2 separate regions of the Homo sapiens genome follow, and region 1 is linked to region 2. The links are chromatin loops, found by intact Hi-C in ENCODE. Cell type or tissue: PC-3. All regions are shown on one strand.

Region 1 (2,500 bases), 80 kb after region 2:
TGAAAACAAGCAAGGCAGGAAGCAATAGGAACTCCTGTTCACAAGAACAGCTACAACAAAGCTTTGGGGGTATCAGCCAAGGCAAACTGGTGGTGTAGCCCTGTCCAACTACACAGACGTTTTGGGAAATGAATTATTACTCTTGTCTATAGAGCAACAGAAGTGATCATGGCAAAGGGTATCTGAAGACACAAGTCCTTTACTTGGATGTCTTTTAGGGCATGAACTATGAAATTGTTAAAATTACAATTTGAGGAAAGAACACACAAAGTTTTTTCCTAACATCTTCATTCTTGCAAGAGCACTGTTCTATCAGTGATTAGAAACTCTAATATCCACTTTAAACCTAATTAAGGGTGAGTCTTCTTTACCTTGTGGCTTAGGAATGAAATGATATTTGCTTTTAAGTCACATGCCTATTGTTATGACTAAAAAACTTCTTCCCAGTTTACCTGACCATGGCCACTAGAGTATGGCAGTACTAAGTTCCAAGCGCAAATCACATGAATGGATTCCACTGCCCTGGATTACTTCTGACTAGACCACCGCATCTAAGGGTCAGGGCTGTGATGCATATCTCTTTGACCTAAGTCTTTTGCACACAGAATGCTGAGGATTTGAGGATTTTTTTTCAGGGCAAAAATAATTGTTGTCAGTCTTCAAACAAGTTTTCATTTCCACATCACGAAGCAGGGGCAGATGCCCTTTGGAAACAGGACGTCATCCATTCAACTATTGCTGAACCCCATAGCACATGTGCTCAACCAAAGGCAACATATACATTTAGAAGGACCACTGCTGTCCACAAATATCTTTCACTGTTCATGGCTGTTAGACATATTCTGTTTGGGGGATATCATTATTATCTACAAAATGATTCCACACTTGTGTCTCAAATCTCATCATGCAAAAGGATTAAGATAAAATATTTTTCCTTAAAGAACATCACTCTTGAAATCTCATTTTTTGCATATTATCTTTTGGTGCTACCCAAGTCTCTTCTGCTTACAACACCTGCTGCACAGCAAACTCTGAACTAGAAATATTATATACTGGAATCTGACCATAAGGAGGGAGACAGGGGTCACTGTTGGTTAAGACTTCAAGTCACTGGAATGTGAAAGTGTATGCTATGGGGGAAGAATCAGAGCTATGTGACCTCTTTGAATTTATCAGAAAACAACAAATAGATTACTCTGCATCATTTAACATAGGAAGGAGAGTTCAAATATACAAAAAATGTGTTCACTTGAACATCCTTTATAAAAATATTCAGCTTTTATAATAGCAAATAGTACAATCTTACTAACATCTCATCTGCATAGGAGGTACTGCACTATCTCTGCAAAGTTTAGGAAGACAGAGCTATGATAAGAATGTAATGATTGCATTATGCTTTATTTATAACAAATCATGTTACCTTGAACTTCCAATGTGCTTTGAATTAACATCAAAGAAAAGAATTTTTAACCCCACCAACTGGTAAGTACAGGAATTTCAACTGTTCTGATATAACGACTAAGTAAATCACTGTTAATTTCTTACTTTCCAACCCACTAGTCAACCAGAAACACAGTCAGAACTGCTGATGAAATTACAGGTCTTAAAGGAGTCTCTCTAATGCATTTCTTGCTTTCATTCTCCAAGCACAGCAAGTTTCAAACTAAAAACAGCTTTCGATTCATATTAGCATTTTAAATATAGTTTCTAAAAATTCTGCTTAAGAGGTAATGAACTAAGGATGGGATATGACTTGACAAGTATTATTATTGATATAACCTTTTTTTTCCATGTTCTGAAAGTCCTATCTTTGAATTGAAAAGACATTATGTTTTTACCTGTTTCAGAGAGGACAGGGCAGATAGGAGATGACGTGGAAAAAAATCCAAACTATATGAATTTCAAATTATAAGCTATTTTCCCTACATTTAATACGCTGAGATTACATTTAGATGCTAGTAAAGAATGATTCATTAATCTTAAGAACAGATTAATTATTGTAATATTCCATTATAAAATTCTCTATCCATAAAATCTCTTATTGCCACTCTATTGGTAATTACTTCAAGTGCCATCTCAAATGCTTATGAAGTTAAGAAAAATATTTGTAATGGTGCTTAAAGAGTGTAGTATAAATACACACAAAATGCCAGGTCCTCTATTAGGAAAGAATAGATATTTTGATCAATTAGCAGAAGACCTTTGAACATCATTAGAACCCATTTAAAATTATGGCCTATATCACCTTAGAAAGCAGCAGTGGTTTCCAACAATTTGCAGTGATAGTCAGGAAAAGGTTGTATTTAATAAGATAGGTACACAGCTAATATACACAAACAAACTCACACACAACACAGGAATTTAAGCCAAGTAATCTGATCGTTCTTTGAATTCACAGCAATAATGCGATATTGCTGCCATTGGGTTAATTATAACCCATGCAGGAAGCAGTCCAGTTGGCCTGCAAGTGAAACTATCAGAATGTGAATATTTTAGAATA
Region 2 (2,500 bases):
CCGTCTCAGGAAAAAAAAAAAAAAAAAAAAGAAATAGTTTTTGTCAATCTGTGCTCAGTTAGAAACACTGGGTGGAGATTCTTTTTAGATGTAAGAGTTAACAGCCTTGATCTTCTTTGGGCTCATTTCAACCTCCAATGCTTAACAAACTTAGTAAAGTAGAATTTTGCATTACTACTTTCAGGGGGTCCATGCACAGGCCCTGGGAATATGAAACCTGTCAAGCATGTCTCCAAAAATTTTTATTAATTAAACCCATCTGATAGAATTCAGGTGACAGTTCTATCAAACTCTGTTTGACAGAGCATTAGATCAAGTAGAGGACTCTGATACTTCCAATCCAACTCCTTCATTTTCAGGAGGGCAAAAATGAAGCCTGACACTCCAGGACTTCTCAGACCCCAGGGCACCCCACATCTTGCACAGGGTCAAGTAACCGTTTCCACAGTAATTAAATCTCCATCCTGCCCCAAACCCAAGATCAAGGAGGAATCTTAACAATCATTTTTTTCAAAGTTGCTGTTTTACATATAAGAAAACTGAGGCCTAGAGAAACTGAGTAATGACCCCAGGTAACCTGCCTAGTGACTCTGGGAGAGCAGAGACAGACCCACAGTCTGCCTGCTCCTCTAAGCCATATGAAATCAATGCTAACTGCTTAGTAAACAGCTGCTTCTGAAAAATCATCCCAGGAAAACTGGATAACCATTTTTTTTTGCTTAGTGCTAGGTAACAGCTTAAAAAATACTTACTGATTGATTTGTATCGTAAAGAACTGTGTTTCTATATCTGGTTCTTTATGCAGGTCATATTAAATCAATAGTAGAAAACTGGACCTTGATTCCTTGGGTAACAGAAATGGCTAGTACTAGGTGCCCCTAATTCCAGTGAGGCTGATCACATAGAACTTGAGCACCATAGGGACCTTCTCTAAGCCTCCAAATGTAGATAGTCACTGCCAGAATCCAGGCCAATTGATGGCTGCCATTATAACAATAATCATTTTAAGAAAACTATATAACTTAATCCTTTACAAAATCCATGTATGAAAAGTTGGATGTTGCTTCTATGTTTTCCCTGTACTTGTACTTCCAAGATTAGTGGGATCCTCTATAAAACCTTATTGAATAAATGATATAATCACATCACCAAGATCAGGACTGTTGTACTGAACAGCAACCTAATTTTATATTACAACATGGAAGCAAACTGACAATATTGATTCAGGAATCATGTCTAAAGGACCTGGTTATTATCTTGCCCATTACACAGACCAGTGACCACTTCTCTTCTTAATGATGATGGTAAGATTTAAGGTCTTAGCAATGGGCCCTCAGAATGTCCCAATGTTGAGGCCATTTATAAGTCTTTGTTAGAAAAGTAATCAGGCCTGAAAATCATGTCTTTTTTGTTTGTTTGGCTTTGTGGCAGAAACTGATGTTTATTTACTCAATGTCTAACAGAACTATGTGGGTTTTTGTTTTGTTTCCAGGTGGCAATGTGCCCAGTTAAAAACATACGTTCCTTACTAGCTTCCACTGCTATTAGAGGCTGGTCATGAAACATAGTTCTAGACAATGAGATATAGGTGGTAGTTCCTATAAAGACTTTTGCCCTTCACTCTGCCTCCTCCTTCTTGGCTGTCTGAAGGTACCACAGCTTTCTTTCAATCACGAAGATGAAAGCCATTGATAAGGGTGGAGGAGCAGAAAATTAAATGGTGGGTCCTCGATATTTTCCTCAAACAGCTATACTAGCCTTACATTGCCTATTTCTGAATTCTTTATTATGGGGGAAAAACAGATCCATAATTGGTTAAGTCTCTGTGGTTAAGCTGAACATGATTCCAACAGATAAAGACTTAAAGTGCATAAATAGTTTCATCCAATTTTGGCAGTTTATCTCCATTATGCAAAACAATATCAGAGTTTGTTAAAAGTATATTAAGGAGACAGTACATAATTAAAACAATAGCTTATATTTATGGAGGACTGACCACTGCATTAGTCACTATATGATGCATTTTACACACATATTTAATATTTAACCTTATAGCAGCACTATGTATTAGACACTATTATTATCATTCTTATTTTACAACACAACAAAACAAAAGCAAAAACAGTATCAGGCTCAGGGTGGCTGAACTCAACGTCACCTAGCTGGTAAGTGATAGCCTTTCCCAAACCCGAATCTGTCTGACTACAAAGCCCATACTCTCAACCATTTATTACATTATACTAGAAGACCAAAAAGGAAAATCTAATGGTTCTAATTTATTTCACCAGAGACAGATCTTCTGTCTGTTACAATCTCGATTTGTTCCACTGTAAATTCACCAACCATAAAGAAGAAGCATCCATGATCACATAAATCTAAAGAGAGCTTTATTGAGGCAACCTAAATGCTTCCCCCAGGGCCTGCCTGGAGAGAGAATGGTGGAATTTGGAGGCTCTGCCTCTTTTCTGTTACCCAACTCCTCTTTGGCCTCTTCTTTACA

The links. A loop is a pair of places that touch in the nucleus more often than their neighbours do. Peaks named below come from ENCODE experiments on the same cell type or tissue, not always from the same donor. Only the 100,000 strongest peaks of a DNase experiment are listed, where the experiment ranks them.
Region 1: a loop joins it to region 2, with 2.6 times the contacts of the local background. A loop is called at or near these places in 1 of 110 quality-filtered maps.

What each region holds. Positions count from the first base shown.
Region 1 is chr4:145,867,735-145,870,234 of GRCh38, forward strand. The region is part of intron 5 of ZNF827 (zinc finger protein 827); the gene reads right to left. Among named protein-coding and RNA genes, the nearest start is that of ZNF827, 70 kb to the right of the region's middle. In PC-3, a CTCF peak has its summit at 1,472; no DNase peak of the experiment used is centred here.
Region 2 is chr4:145,787,455-145,789,954 of GRCh38, forward strand. The region is part of intron 8 of ZNF827 (zinc finger protein 827); the gene reads right to left. It also overlaps a transcript of C4orf51 not described here. Among named protein-coding and RNA genes, the nearest start is that of C4orf51, 110 kb to the left of the region's middle. In PC-3, no CTCF peak of the experiment used is centred here; a DNase peak (open chromatin) is centred at 1,487; H3K27ac peaks cover 1,414 bases.